Regions from separate parts of the Homo sapiens genome. Here all the other regions are linked to region 1. A link is a contact called in ENCODE Hi-C or POLR2A ChIA-PET data. All regions are on one chromosome and are shown on one strand. Each heading gives the region's core, a stretch centred on a gene start or an enhancer-like site at or near the end of the contact. The rest is flanking DNA. Distances are from core to core; before and after follow the strand shown.

Region 1 (5,166 bases), core at 874-3,373:
CCAACGCTTAGGAATATGCGTCATTATCCAGTCAGCAACTAAAGGCGGAGAAAATTAAGCTACCACATTTTTATAAAATTTCCCCCTCTCCAGTAAAACTTGAGACAACCAAATCCAACCCTATCAGCCGCTATAAGTAAGAGAAGAGTAAGCCTGCAGGTAAACAAATGTATAAAGGTTAACAAACTTATCTAATTTTGACAAGGTTGTGCAACACCAAAAGAATCCGCAGGGTGCCCTTCCCGAGGGTGTACTGGAACATGCCTGCTCTGCAGCTATGTCTGCAATTTAAACTAAAAGCACTAACTTAGCTATTCAACTTTTTTTCCCTTCAATTGAAAGCAGTATCCTTTAAAAAATAAAAGCAAAACAGTAAACATACAAACACCTCAATGTTTTACTGAAGGTCAGCATGGATTTGTCTTTAGCACAACCGTACAGGTTTCCTCCTATACCTTTCAAACACCACTGAACTCCAAGGGTCACTTGCAAGGGGAGGAACGGATCTGGAGTCAGAGGGAGCAAGAGTCGCTGCCCGAGGGGAGATGAGACTCCATCCCCTGAGATTCAGAGGCCACGGAGGGCGGCTGGGGAGAGGGAAAGCTAGAGAATTCACACATTCACACACATACACACACACACACACACTCTCTCTCTCTCTCTCTCTGTCTCTCCCTCTCTCTCTCTCTCTCTCTCTCTCTCTCTCTCTCTCGGCTGGGCAACATAGTGGGAAAGGTCAGTCATGGGGAGGGAAGAGTTAAGGAGCAGAATGTCAAGGAGAGGGAAAAATAAAACCAGGATAGGCGGAGTAAAAGACTCGGAGGTGGGATGCCTTTGGAAGTTGGGGGTCCTGATGCAAGAAGTGGGGTGCTCGGGGCGAACTGTGTCAGGAAGGAGGTGGGGGGACAGGGGAAGACGCAGCCTGCGAGGCAGAAATCCGGCCAAGGGCAGGCGGCCGCCGCGTTCTCACCTGGGGGGTCCTTTCGGGGGGATTCTTCATCACCGCCTGGCGGAAGCTGTTATCTACGTAGGACGCCATCTCCCCTCTGGGAGCGGGCCGGGGCCGCTCCGCACCCTGGCCGGCCTCCTCCCGGCCCAGCGCCGCTGCTGCCTCCGCCCTGCGCGCTGCGCCCGCCCGCCCGCCCGCGACTAATCAGCCAAACCGCGGCGGCGGCGGCGCGGGGCCCGCGGGGGGGCGGCTCGGCTGGGCCCGGCGGCCGAGAGCGCGGTACAGGCGCGAGGGGCTGGACGCAGCCGGGAGGGTCGCGGCGCCCCTAGGCTGCCGTGCGATGCGGCCCGCAGGCGGAACTCCCCTTCCTCCTCCTCCTCCTCTTCCTCGCCGCTCCGCCGGCTTCCTCCGGCCCTGGCTCGACACGCCTCCCCGGCTCCACTCGGGGGACAGTGGCGGCTCCTCCTGGCCCCAGCGGGCCCGAGTTATTTTTAGGGAGGTACGAGTGGCAGTGGGGAGGGCTGTGGGCAGGCGGAGCCTCCTCCCCCACGGCGCTGAGGGTCGCCCCCTCCTCTCAGGGGCTTGCGCAGCCGCCGCCCAGGGGTCTCCGAGAATCACTTGGATCTTCCGCGTCCCCAGTCCTCGGGCGCCTCGGCCGCCGGTCGGGAGGACGGACCAGGTGGGTCTGGCTCAGGTCCGGGCGCTGCGAAGCCCGATCGCCTCGGCCGCCGCTCCTGGTCTCTGTCTACTGGGCTCGGCCGTCCCTCCCGACTGCTGCTGCATCCCCTCGGGCCGCCCAGCCGCCGCCGCCGCCGCCTCTGCTGCTCGGGCCGCCGCTGTGGGCTCCGCCGCCGCCGCCTCCCCCCATCAGCGCGCCCGGAGCGGAGCTGCCCCGGCGCCGGCGCCGCCGCGGCCAGAGCACCCGGCCCGGGCTGCAGCCCTCCGGCCCAGTCGCTCTCGGCAACTTTGTTCCTCGTCTGCGCGGGGCGGAGGAGGGGGAAGAGGGGGCCGCGGACAGCCCGGGTTCGGACTCCCGGCGCGGGCGTCCGAGGGCCGAAAGCCGAGAGCCGCGCACAGCCCCCTCGGAGAGAGTGTTTGGGAAGCGGCGATTCCCCTCCTCTTCCTCCGCCTCTTCCTCCTCCTGCGCCTTCTCCGGCCGCCGGAGCCGCTCCTCAGGGAGGAAGCGGCCTCTGGGGCTTGTTGCTTTGTGCTGCAACCATGGTGAGGAATGAGTGACAGCGTGGGGGCGAGTCGGCGGCCGCCGCATCATCGGGGGGCGGGGCAGCCCCGTCGCGCCGGGTCCCGCCTCCCCGCTCCCCGCCCGCCAGCGGCCGCGCCCTCGCGTCTGAGCGGCACCTTCGGCGGCGCCCAGGTGAGCAGCGCTCTGGCCGCAAGTGGGTCGCGGAGCCCTCGGCCGGGCTGTCGGGTCCCGCGCGCGGCCTGGACCCGAAGAGGGGGCGCAAGTCCTGGTGCCCCGGAGAGAAGCGCAGGGCTTTCCTCACGCAGTGTCCCCCACTGTCTCACGCCGCGCCCCCTCCCCACACCCGACGCGCCCTACTAGGAGACCCAGCCGCGTCGGGTCGCTGCTCCCCGCCCGCTCCTGGCGCCACGCCGCCGCCCAGGGGCTGAAAGCTAACCTTGGGCAAAAGACCGGCCCACCAGCCCGGGCTGTACTGGGCATTCTTTTTGAGCCCAAGAGTTGCGTCCGAGTTGCTTCTGTGGCGATAAATCCTCTTAGGATTTATTTTGCTTATTTGTAATTTGCTGCACCCTCCCCTGCTTTCCAAGCCCACTCTGGCACCTCAGACAGTAAAATGACCACGAAATTAGGCAGAGAGGTTTCAACACCAGACCCACTACCACCCCTAGACCAACAAACACTCCAGATTTAAAGTTGATCACTCCTTAGCGACAGACCAGGATGGCAAGTTCTGTGACATAATCAGAAACATTTATTGGTAGGTCTGGCTTTGCCTTGGACAGAACAAGCCTCCTCCTCTAGATGCTCAAATTTCCAAACCGGACCCACATGGTGCAGAAACAATACCTCGTCCTTCAAGATGTCACCGCTCCTGCTGATTCCCTCAGCTCCCCCCCACTCCTTGCCCCGGCCACGTAGAGGTGTGTTAAGGTCAGCCCAAGCATCGGGGACCACTCTGCTGTTCTGGTCCCAGGGATTTATTTTTGTTTGCCCCCACCCCCCACAAGTTCTTATTTTGATATCTATAGACACAATGAGTTTTATGTATGAGCTACTGCGTTGAACTTTTCAAACATGATTTTCAACATCTAGTTTAAACACTTGGAATAGATTGTCAGCTAACATTTTGGGGTTCCTTAAGTCACCTGTGTGCACTAAACAGCTTGTGTGACTTCCTAGCAAAGGGACTGTCCCTGCCCAACCTTGTGAAAGGGAATCTGAGTTACAAATTGTATCTGTAGACCTTTTTATATTACTCTTGCTGGAACTGCTTCTCTATATTTCTCTTTCACCTCTTAGTTGAGCGCCAACATCAAATTCTCTATGACATAGGCCACTACCTTGAAAGCAAAGGAACATGAATAAGTGCCAATACAGCTCTGAAAAAAGGAGAGAGGCAGATAAAAGAATTCAAACCCAATGAAGTGAAAAAATATAACTGACATCTCCACCTGGTGTCTAATAGACATCTCAGAATTCACATGTGCAAACCAGGCTCCAGATCTCCTGTCTCAGACACCCACAGCCTTCCCCATCCTCTGTTAATCACATCTACACCATTCTCACTTCCTGGGTGAAAACGTTGACTTCCTTGACTCCTTTCTTTCTGTTATACCTCAAAAGTGTCAGTAAAAATCGTCAGCTCAACCTCCAGAATGCCATATCTGAACTCTAACCTTTATCTACCACTTCTACTGCCATGACCCTGGTGCAATCCAGCATCATGTCTGGCCAGCACTTTGTCATAACCACCCACCTGGTCCCCCTCTTTCTAACCTTGCTTGCCATACAGTTCATTTCCAACACAGCAGCCAAAGTGTGAATTCTTTTCACTCCTTCTCAAATCATTCCTCTGCTTAGCTCCTCATACCACTCAAGGTAAAAGCCAAAGTCTTACCATGGCCTGAATATCCTATGGACCTTTATCTCTCTGACCTCTTCTACTATTCTGTTCCCAAGCACATTAGCCTCCATGTTGTTTCTGAAACAGCAAATTCCAGTCTCATGACCTTTCCATCTGCTGTTCCCTCTACTGCCTGGATTATCTCTCCCCCTCTCCCCACCCCACTTGCACCCACAAAAACAAAAAACAAAAAGAAAAATGCACACACACAACAACCAAAATATAGAATGTTGTTCCTCATTGTCATCATATCTTCATTTGAATGTCACCTTCCCTGTAACTCCATACACTCTGGTTATCTTCGTCGCTTTACTTACCACCTAACATACTGTATATTGTACAGGTGCTTGCCCACTTAGGATGGGGTTACATCCTGAGAAACCATTGTAAGTCGCAAATATTGTAAGTCAGAAATGCATTTAATACCCTGATAAACCCATTATAAAGTGGAAAAATCGAAAGTCAATTTATTGACCATCGTAAATTGAGAACCATCTATACTTATTTATTTTATTTATTGTTTTATCCCTCCACTGTAATGTAAGCTTCTAAGTCAGGGATGTTTGTCCCTTTTATTTACTGCTATATCCTCAACACAAGACAGGCAGCCAACAAATAGGTATTAAATGGATACATGAAGTAGTTCATGTTACCTTGTATTTGTATGAGATTTTTACATACATTATCTCACTTGTGTCCCTGGTTGCGGGGAGAAAACTGGGAGAGGAAACTTAACCTCTCTGAGCCTGTTTTCTGTTTTATAAAAAGAGAGTACAAATTGAATAGTCTGGCCAGGCAAAGTGGCTTACACCTGTAATCCCAGCACTTTGGGAGGCTGAACCAGGAGGATAGCTTGAGGCCAGGAGTTCAAGACCAGCCTGGTCAACATAGCAAGACCACTGGCTGCACAAAAACTTAAAAAAAAAAAAGGAGCGGGGCATGGTGGGGTGCACTTGCAGTCCTAGCTACTCAGGAGGCTGAGGTGGGAGGTTATCTTGAGCCCCGGAGTTCAAGGTTGCAGTGAGCTATGATCACACCATGGCACTCCAGCCTGGGTAACAGAGCAAGACCCTGTCACAAAAAAAGAAAAAGTTGCATACCCTGAAGATTTGT
Region 2 (5,166 bases), core at 1,633-4,132, 6.6 Mb after region 1:
ATGAAGAATGTTCACATTAGCATTTATAACAATCCTAAACTGGAAACAACCCAGATGTCCATCAGCAATAGAATGGCTAAACATATTGTCACATATTGTTATAATGGGACACTGTAATATGCAGCAATGAAAATGCACAAATTACAGCTATAGGAACAACCTGAACAACATATGAATTAAAAACAATGTTGAGCAAAAGCAGCAAGAACAACAGATTACATATTATATTGTTCCAGTTACATAAAGTTCAAAAGAAAGAGTGAGACTAAACAATATATTGTTTAGGGATGCATGCTTGCGACAAAGCGACAAAGAAAAGCAGGGAAATGATTATCACAAATGTTAGAATAATGACTACACTTAGGAGGGAGGGAAAGAGTTGTGTTCGGGAAGGTCATGGCAGGGAGGGGAACTTCTGAGTTGCTGGAAATATTCCATTTCTTGACCTGGTTGATTGGTTACATGGTGGTTTCCTTTATAATCACTTATACTATATAATTGCTTTATGTATTTAAACTATATTTCACAATAAAAATGTTAAAATTAATATAGATAGTATTTCTGGAAAGCAAAATTTTGCCAGATAATTTAGCTTACACAATCTTTGACAGTAAAAGCCACTGATATGGAATAACGAAACACTGATTAGTTTCTTGTAAGAGCTCACTTTCAAGTGTAGAGGTCAAAAACCTTATAAGAGTCTCCGTTTTTCTATATTTTAACACAGTATTTAGATCCTTATCTTAAATTGATGAACCAGGGAAGTAACTATTAGCTAAAACTTCAGATTTTTTGGAATTTTTAATTAACTAGCTGTTTTCTCCTCTGGATTAATAAGCAATACAAGGAACTAAAGAGATGCAGACCAAGTTGGAAATGTATGAACTTCCTTCTCTCCAGTCTCCAGTTCCAGCTGTTTCCTCCTGTTATCAAGCTGGGTGCTGAGGTGGGTATCTAGCCCAGTAAGCTTAGTGTGCTGTTATTAAATACTTTCTAAGTAAGTGGCTCAGGCTCTCCTGAGTGCCCTTCTGTTCCTCAGCACTGAGGTTGTAAGGTGGAGCCACTGACAATGAAAACAGAAGATCACGCTGCTGAAAAACCCTATGTGGTACACACTTAACTGGAGGTGTTCTCTGCTGGGCTGCAGAACTCTGATGTTTGCACTCTTTTCCTTCAAAGCCTACAAAGGTTAAACTCTCTGAGGTGTTTAGCTTCACAAAATCCCCTAAATCTGTGTGTTTTACTCCTTTAATTTCCACCATTCCCCTGTTGTAAGATAGGAAGAGGGGGAAAAACAAAAAATATTTATTTTGTAGCCATGTGAGACCATCACTTGTTGGTCTGATTACCTGTGAGTCTTATTTGGAAGGCTGTAGCAGGGGATTGGTCACGTAAAGACAGAAAAATCCAGGGTAATTTAAGCAGGATATTTAACCTGGCTCTTGGAACTTCAGGTCAAGGGCAGTAGGGTCAGGTGCTAGTCTGTGAGTCTCTCCTTGGTTTTGCCACATCCTCCTTTGCCCCTCTCACCACCTTTCCCGCAGCATTTTAATGAACACGAGCCCTTGGATTTACCCAGTTAAAAGTTTCCTTAGTTTACTGTTTGCAGATGGTAGTGGCAGTAGTGGGAGAAACCCAGAGCTTCCCACATTTGTCTATAATACACTTGCTCCTACCTTACCCCCTCCTCCAGGTGGAAAGACTTGTAAAATCCATTACTACTGCTTCCCAAGGAGGTAGAGTGTACTAGGGTCCAGGGACAGAATTGTGGAATCTGCTTTCATCATTGCTGCTGCTTTAATCTTTTTCTCATACTATTCACTGAAGACAGATTTCTGAGGATTCTGGTCCTTTTATCTTAAATTTGTTTTCCTAGAGAACTACACTTTAAACTTCATGAGTTTCTACTTAACTTTCCTTTCCAGGATAACATCTGTAGGAAAAGCTGCATAATAGTAATAACACTTATTTTAGAAAGAAAATAACCTTTGAGTCAGACCTGAAACAGGCCAACATTTCTTGATGACAACGTACACTGATGAACCAAGACCAGAAGCTCTCGAAAGCTCCAAACCGTAAGAAAGAACCATTCGTAAAAGTGAGGGACTATTAAATTCTTCCCCTGACAGTCAAAAATCCTTCAGCAATCTCCCAGAGGATGGCTCCCTTCCAATCCTCCCTTCCCGCCGCCCTAACAATCTGCGCGAGGATGGGTCCCTTCCCTTGCTCGGCATTTCGTCTCCTTTTCCACTAAAGACTCAGGTTGTGACTCTGTACTCAAGCCGCACCCCTGTTTCCTTTCATGGCTAGGGGGAGGGGAGGAATGTATTACAACTCATTTTTACAATGCACTGCAGTTTACAAAGCGCTTGCACTTCCACCATATCCTCTGAGCTTCACGAGTGCCACGTGAGAGAGGCATTCATTCATTCATTCATTCATCAAACATTTGCTCGGCCCGACCACACGTTATCCAACGCTGGGTCTCACCCCACGCCACGGGAAGGGTGGGGCGCTCTCTCCCTGGAGCAGGTGCAGATCAGGCTGTAGGGTAACTCCTCGATCAGTCCGGCTTTTCGAGGGTCTGTTTGGGGCCAAATGCCTCACCTTCGGGTGGTGCGCGCAGCTGCCTGAAGACGCGGCCTGGGCCTCCTCCTTCCTCCCAAAGGAGCAGTCCCCACCTGCCCCGAAGGAAACCGCTACAGACCAAGCTCTCCAGGCCGCCCTCGGGTCAGGGGTAAGATCGGGCGGCAGCTTAGGCTCGACTCGGCTCCTCCCCTTCCTCTCTTCAGTTCTGACGCGGCCGTAGAGGCGGCAGCGGCGGTGGCGGCTGCGAGTCCCGCGGCCCGAGGCGCACCCACCCGCTCGCCGATCCCCACTTCCTCTTCCCTTGGAGCGTCATCAGAGCGCGCCAGAGGCGCCCAGGGCGGGGTGGCTGGAAGGGGGAAAAAGGCCAGCGGAGGAAGCCTCAGAGCGGAAAGAAGAGGGAGGGGGAAGAGAGCGGTTGCTAGGTGACTTGCGTCATCGGCAGGCGCCGCTCTCCTCCCGCCCCTCTCTCTGGAGTGAGGCGAGAGCCCCGCACAGAGCGAGGGAGACAGCGAGCTGAGCTCCGGGCGCTGCCGCTGCCGCTGCCGCCGCCGCCGCCGCTGAGACTGAGAGCGAAGGAGCATCCGAGAGATCCAGTCCCCCTGCACTGGCCGCCGCCGAGACCTTCGCTCTCACCTGGGCCAGCGGGAGCCGCGGCCGCACTCCTTTCCCCCCCTCACCTTCCCGGCCGGCAGCGGCGGCTGCACACGCCGGAGCCGGAGCCAGAGCCGGAGCCCGAGCCTGAGCCGGAGCCGGCGGCTTGGGGGGCAGGGAGGCGGCTACCACGGGCCGGGAGTGGGTAGCTGCTCCGCGGTGAGAGAACGCTGAGGAGGCGCCAGAGCTTCTGCCTCGTCCCGTGGGGCGTGGGGCGAGACCCCCAAGGTGTAGGGAGGGGGGTCCCAGCCGCAGCGACACATGCGGGAGCCGGGAGCGGGGGCGGCGCCGAGCGGAGCCGGCCGGGTCCCTCGCCTTGCCGCCGACTCGGCCACCCGCCCGGGGCCGTAGCATCTTGCCCCGGAGTGTATGAACCGGGGCCCCAACCAAGCTCGGCAACCACCCCCCGGCCGGGGGGGCGGGGACCCCGATGTGAAGCGGCGGCTGGGGCGGCGGAGAGAACAGGACCGACGCCGCCGTCCTTTCCTCACCTTCCCCCTCCCCTCAGCCCCCTCCGGGGGTCTTCTCCCTTGGCCAGTCGCCGGCCCCCCGGCTCCTTGGCTGGACTCCGGGAGGAGTTCCTAGAGCCCCCCTCCCCCGCCCCAGTCCCGAGGGCGGCGGGGCCGGGGGGGACCCGGGGGGCCGGCCGCAGCCTCCACCCAGAGGAAACTTTACAAAAACAAAATCCGGAGTCTCCCAAACCTGACTGTCCCGGGAGAAGTGGCCCTGGACGGGCAGAAGCCGCAGCCTGAAAAGACCCAGGAAGAGGAAAAGAGGAGGTAAGCGGGGCCGCCGCCTCCCCTCCCCTGGCAGCGCGGAAGAGACCCGGGTTGCCGCCTGGTTTAGCGACACGAGCACCGCTTCTTCCTCAGTACCGCGCCGGAGCCTTCCGCAGCTGCCGCTTCAGTCCGAAGGAGGAAGGGAACCAACCCACTTTCTCGGCGCCGCGGCTCTTTTCTAAAAGTGTGAGTGGCCCCGGGAGAGGGAATTGAGGGGGAGAAAGTGGGAGGATGCCGGCGCTTCCTCCTGGAGTTTTGCTGATGTTCTCCAGTAGTGTTGGGAGTCTATCAATGAGGGAGTCTAGCTTTATTCACGGAGGGGGGAAGGTGTTAGGGAGGCCTGTATTTTGTAACTTTTTAGCTCTTTGTACGAGTAATGCAAGTATGCAGGTTTCTGTCGGAGGAGTCTTTTCTCCAAAGTGAATACTCGCACCTTTCTGGCCAGCAGTTGGCAAAGGGAAATTGAGGAAGCCAGAGCATATGTGCGCACAGAGGCCATCTGTATCTGTAACCTTTTCCTGGTACTGTGGGTGTGTGCGGTGTACTTTTTGTTTCGGGGGTACTCTCATATAGGTTCCCGAATGAGAACTACTTAACCTGTGGACCCCTGAAAGTAAAATTCCTTTTTTAAAAAACAACAACAAACCTGTTTTGAGAGAGGTTCATTTCAGTACCTATTGGTACAGGAGTTAACCTTCTCAGTTACTGGGTCCAATTTCATGTGTGTCAGGAGGACACTGTAACAGATGTCAGTTACTCAGGAACTTGAGTTGTTAGGAATCACAACTTACTTGGGGAAGAGCATTTATCACATTAATCATTTTATAAAAGTTGTGATTTTTTCCCTTTCACCCCCCCCTTTTTTTTTTTAGAGTAACAAATTACAGCACTTTTTTATTTGGTTTGAGGCTTTGCTTTTTTGAATTATCTTTATTTCTGTATCAATTTAGGATACATCTTTGATATTTAAGTCAGGAATGATTTTTTCCTTCCATTATTTTAAAGCTGAAGTTTATAAAACCTTTGACTTGTATTTTAGGTATCTTGTCAGAGTACCAAATTAAAGGTTTATGAAAGTAATTAATATTTCATATACAGACCTTAAGGGTTAAACATAGAGCAGAATTTTATGTAAGAAGACATAGAC
Region 3 (5,166 bases), core at 2,667-5,166, 6.0 Mb before region 1:
CTGGAGTGCAGTGGTGCAATCTCCGCTTCTGGGTTCAAACCATTCTCCTGCCTCAGCCTCCTGAGTAGCTGGGATTACAGGCGCATGCCACCATGCCTGGCTAATTTTTGTATTTTTAGTAGAAATGGGGTTTCGTCTGTTGGCCAGGCTGGTCTTGAAGTCTTAATGTCAGGTGATTCGCCCGCCTTGGCCCCCCAAAGTGCTGGGATTACAGGTGTGAGCCACTGCGCCTAGCCGATATTATCTTCTGAGCCCCAACACTAGGAAAACAGCTTCTCTCCTCCTCTCCTTACTCCTCATAAGTAAATAAACGCAAGAATCTTCACCAAAAGATCTTTAGTCATACAAAAATGAAGTGTCAGATACTTTTTAAATATAACTTATTTACAGGGCTATGCTTATATAAATTGCTTTAACAGTCATTAGAGCATTATATGGGCTGAGAACATATTTTTAATATATTATTAAAACAATGGGTCTGGCATGGTGGCTCTTGCCTGTAATCCCAGCACTTTGGGAAGCCGAGGCAGAAGAATCACTTGAGACCAGGAGTTCAAGACCAGCCTATAGTGAGACTCTGTCTTTACAAACAAAAAACAAACAAAAATGATTATGTATGTTAATAATGCCTTAATAAATCTGATTTAGACAAAAAATGACTAACATTTGCTTAGTGCTTTGTAGAGACAACATTGTATAAAGAGCATTACATGCATTATTTTATTTAATAGAAAATCTCTGGCTGGGCACAGTGGCTCACGCCTGTAATCCCAGCACTTTGGGAGGCTGAGGTGGGCAGATCACTTGAGGTCAGGAGTTCAAGACCAGCCTGGCCAACATGGTGAAACGCTGTCTCTACTAAAAATGCAAAAATTAGCCAGGCATGGTGGCTGACGCCTGTAATCTCAGCTACTTGGGAGGCTGAGGCAGGAGAATGACTTGAATCTGGGAGGCAGAGGTTGCACTGAGCCAAGATCACGCCATTGCACACCAGCCTGAGCGACAAGAGTGAAACTCTATCTCAAAACAAAACAAAACAAAACAAAAGGAAAGAAAATTTCTGTAAAAGGGAAACTAAAACTTCCCCACCTCAGCCTCCAAAGTAGCTGCTACTACAGGTGCACGTCACCACACCTAGCTAATGTTCTAATCTTTTGTAGAGACAGAGACTCACCATGTTGCCCAGGCTAGTCCCGTACTCCAGGCACCAAACAATCCTCCTGCCTTGGTGTCTCAACATGCTAGGGGCCATAGGCATGAGCCACCTTGCCCAGTCAGCTCCTAAGAACTTAAGCTAAGTGCCCAATATCACATGCTTGGTAAGATGCAGAACTCAAACCTCCATGACTAATTCTGGAGCCCTGGTCTTAACCAGTGTGCTGTCCCTGTGAAAGTACATGTCTTGGCTAGGTGCAGTGGCTCACACCTGTAATCCCTGTACTTTGGGAGACTGAGGCGGGAGGGTGGCTTGAGACCAGGAGTTTTGAGACCAGCGTGGGCAACATAACAAAGTCCCATCTTCACAAAAAGAAAAATCTTAAAAATAAGCCTGGTATGGATGTGTGAACATATAGTCCCAGATGCTTGGGAGGCTGAAGAGGGAGGATTGTTTGAGCCCAGGAGGTTGAGGCTGCAGTGAGCTATGATAGCGCCCCTGTGCTCCAGCCTGGTTAACAGAGTGAGATCCTGTGTCGAAAACAACAACAGAAAAGCATGTCTTGACATAATAATGAAATGAAATGTGTGAACCTTGATTGGATTCTGGTTACTGAAAAAGAAAAAACAGCAGCTGGGCCAGGCACAGTGGTGTATGCCTGTTATCCAAGCTACTTGGGAGGCTGAGGTGGGAGGATTGCTTGAACTCAGGAGTGTGAATCCAGCCTGGGCAACATAGCAAGACTCCATCTCAAAAACAAAACAAAACAAAATAAAACAAAAAAAGCAGCTAAAAAAGACATTTTGGAAACAACTTAGAAAATTTTTGCCATAGATTGGTTATTAGTAAACATGGAATTACTATTAGTTGTGTGTAATATTGATATTGTGGTTATGAAAGAAAATATAAAATATCCTTATTTTAGGCAACAAAGTATCTAGGAATGAAGCTTCATATTGTCTTCAATTTACTTTCAAGTAGTTCAGTTAAAAAATGGCCAGGCACGGTGGCTCACACCTGTAATCCCAGCACTTTGGGAGGCCAAGGCAGGCGGATCACAAGGTCAGGAGATCGAGACCATCCTGGCTAACACAGTGAAACCCCGTCTCTACTAAAAATACAAAAATTAGCTGGGTGTGGTGGCGGGCGCCTGTAGTCCCAGACCCTGGGGAGCCTGAGGCAGGAGAATGGCGTGAACCCGGGACGCGGAGCTTGCAGTGAGCCGAGATCGCGCCACTGCACTCCATCCAGCCTGGCGACAGAGCGGGACTCCATCTCAAAAAAAAAAAAAAAAAAAAAAGTATGTGAACACACACACCCACACACAGAGCAACCAAGACAAAAAATGAACAACTAATGAATCAAGTGTGAGGGGTACATGGATGTTCATTGTATTAATCTTTCAACATTTCTGTAGGCTTGAAAATTTTCAAAATAAAATGCAGAGAAGAAAATTTGCACGTCTAGAAAAGGCTTGTGATAAATAATTCATAGAATCTCAGGATTATGAGACCAGCCTGGGCAACATAGTGAGACCTTGTCTCTACGAGAAAAAAAAGAAAAAGAAAAAAGAAGATCACGTGGAGTCTTACACCATCTCTTCCTTCACTAACATTTGCGTAGTTTTATCTCACACATCCTAAACTGGATCACACTATACTCAATGTACAAATAAGCATTAGAATGTATGAAAGTGGGCAAGACGCGGTGGCTAAACTTGTAATCCCAGCACTTTGGGAGGCCGAGGCGGGCGAGTCACCTGACCTCAGGAGTTCCAGACCAGCCTGACCAACATGGCTAAACCCTGTCTCTACTAAAATACAAAAATAGCCAGGCTTGGTGGCACGCGCCTGTAATCCTAGCTACTCAGGGGGCTGAGGCAGGAGAATGGCTTGAACCTGGGAGCCGAGATTGCACCACTGCATTCCAGCCTGGGCGACAGAGCGAGACTCCGTCTCCGCCGCCCCACCAAAAAAATGTATGAGTGTATATATTCTAACTGATATCAAAGTTCTCTCCGGGAGCTGGTAACAGAAAATTTCTTTCCTTGTTTGCTTACATTTTTACAATCATGAGCTTTTTAGAAAATGTCATTGAAGTTTTTTCTCTTTTTGAAATTCAATTTTAAAAGAAACAAGGGCCCAGTGGCTCACGCCTGTAATCTCAGTACTTTGAGAGGCTGAGGTGGGAGAACTGGCCAGGAGGCCAAGAATTCGAGGCTGCAGTGAGCCGAGGTCGTGCTAGGGCACTCCAGCGTGGGCGACAGAGCGAGACTCTGTCTTAATAAACGAACGCCGTAAGCATTCCGAACTGCTTTGTTTCCCATTGGAGAAATCTGTAAATATGTCATGGAAATTGGAATCTTTATTCTGCTCCTGTCCCTCTGCTGGCGGAGTAGGATTTTACCGCTGGTTCTACCTAGGCGTAGAGCTGTGTCTGCAAACAACCAGGCAAGACCGAAAAAAGTTAATGTTCTTAAAATATGCAAGTGGAGCCCGAAAATAGTTAAATTCTTGGACTAGGAAGGCATCCTTAAATGCTCAAGTCTCTGGGTAAGAGCGCACCGAGGGGCTGCGGCCAGAAGCCCCAGGAACCGAGGTGGTTCAGGCGGTAGCCACCGCCCACAGTCCAGGTCTTCTGGGCCGGCACACCCCTCCCACCATCTCAGCCAATCGGAGCTAAGGGGGCGGGGATCGGGCCAGCCGGAGGCGGGGCGGACGCAGGAGGGGGTGTGTCTGGGGAGGGGCCTGGCAGGTCCCAGAAGGTGGCGAGTTTCGCGGCCAGAGGCTTACAGGTCCAGGTGGAGAGGCCGGGCTGGCCAGGGCTTCGGCCTCCGGCGTCGGGAAATGGCGGCGGGGGGCAGGATGGAGGACGTGAGTGCACGGAGGCGGCGGGCGGTTGGCCCCGGAATCCGCTTTTTCTTGTGCCGGGGCGCACGGGGCGGAGACTCAGAGAGGGAAGCCACCCTTGGCGACTGCGGCCGCGGCCGAAGGGGGCGCCGCCTGTGCCCGGGGAGGCCTGGGCGCGGGGCTTTGGGAGGGCTCCAGGCGGCTGTGGGATCCGCGACACGTTGGCTCCGGGCTAATTTTCCCAGTGGAGGCTGGGGTGGGCTCCTGGGCGGTGGGCGCGCGGCCCCCGGGGGTCCCAGGCTGGCGCCCAGCCCACGTGCGGGGTACGTCTTTGATCCCGGAACTGGCAGCTTCACGTGATGCGCGCCTGGCCTGACAGCCCTTCCTCCCCGCGAGTCTCCGGGAGCCGGGCCGATGGGTTCCGCTCGGACGTCCCAGGGGCACAGGGGGCGAATCTCCCTTCCTGGTGAGGTCCCTTGCCTTGGCTCTAGAGGCTGTGGACTTGGAGTGACAACGACGCTCGGGCCGGGCGCCAGCGTCCCGCAGACCTGTCGCTATCATGGCCTGGAAACCCACACGAGAGAAAAAGTGTCATGTGTTGTTTTGAATCTAGCATGGTAGGAATACAAAGGTTTTTAAATCTTTGATAGATTCAAACCAGATTACCAAAACAAAAACAAAAACAAAAAAACAAAAAACCAGTGGCCTAGTTTACAGCGTGTATAGTACAGAATGGTAGCATAATTACAAAAATCTTATTTCTTTGCTTCAGTATCGTAAGGTGTTTTTAGGAGAAACATGTATGTATGCTGAGAGTTAACTGGATTTTCCACTGGCAAGTAATAAAATTTTTGCTCTTGAGAAATGCAAAGTTGACAGTTACTGTAAAGCACTAATTTGGGTTAATAAATTAGTAGGAATATTACTGTGATCCTATCACTGAATGAACTGCATCAGGAAAAGGAAGAGAAACATGAAACAGTTCCAGCATTACGGTAGCTTAGATTCTTGTGCAGTAACCAGTTAAATAATCTTGATGAAATAAAGACCAAACAATTTCTAATGAAACTAAAATTTTCTATTTTTTCCAGTTGAGAAAATGGAAAATTAACTGTAAGACCTGTAAGTAGATTTGAGACTCATATATATTTAAAGCAAAAT

What was found. Hi-C counts contacts between places; a loop is a spot of excess contacts on that map. ChIA-PET counts read pairs that join two places held with the same protein, here RNA polymerase II (POLR2A). Pooled maps may share reads with other maps.
Region 2: a map of ascending aorta shows a loop between it and region 1 (6-fold over the local background). The contact joins the promoter of MIR4453HG here to the promoter of RAPGEF2 in region 1. A Hi-C loop is called at or near these places in 1 of 168 maps with a recorded cell type or tissue (ascending aorta) and 8 of 50 pooled maps. POLR2A ChIA-PET finds 5 or more read pairs at or near these places in 1 of 52 experiments (GM10248).
Region 3: a loop to region 1 is called in a map of CD8-positive, alpha-beta T cell, with 35 times the contacts of the local background. The contact joins the promoter of TMEM192 here to the promoter of RAPGEF2 in region 1. A Hi-C loop is called at or near these places in 3 of 168 maps with a recorded cell type or tissue (CD4-positive, alpha-beta memory T cell, CD8-positive, alpha-beta T cell and naive thymus-derived CD4-positive, alpha-beta T cell) and 11 of 50 pooled maps.

Annotation. Positions count from the first base shown.
Region 1 is chr4:159,100,036-159,105,201 of GRCh38, reverse strand. It overlaps RAPGEF2 (Rap guanine nucleotide exchange factor 2), which reads right to left and starts at 2,123. Exons shown (of 30, transcript NM_001394067.2): 1 at 971-2,123. The coding sequence starts at 1,039. RefSeq lists silencers at 984-1,403, 1,371-1,665, 1,414-1,703, 1,744-1,963, 2,094-2,633 and an enhancer at 2,282-2,973.
Region 2 is chr4:152,533,980-152,539,145 of GRCh38, reverse strand. MIR4453HG (MIR4453 host gene) reads right to left here and starts at 2,882. Exons shown (of 1, transcript NR_033797.2): 1 at 1-2,882. FBXW7 (F-box and WD repeat domain containing 7) reads left to right here and starts at 3,054. Exons shown (of 14, transcript NM_001349798.2): 1 at 3,054-4,019; 2 at 4,113-4,205. MIR4453 (microRNA 4453) reads right to left here and starts at 2,718; the gene lies at 2,630-2,718. RefSeq lists enhancers at 2,759-3,118, 2,824-3,359, 4,609-4,708 and a silencer at 3,229-4,018.
Region 3 is chr4:165,111,610-165,116,775 of GRCh38, reverse strand. TMEM192 (transmembrane protein 192) reads left to right here and starts at 3,916. Exons shown (of 6, transcript NM_001100389.2): 1 at 3,916-4,029. The coding sequence starts at 4,003. RefSeq lists enhancers at 3,561-3,620, 4,401-4,640 and silencers at 3,744-3,942, 4,111-4,370.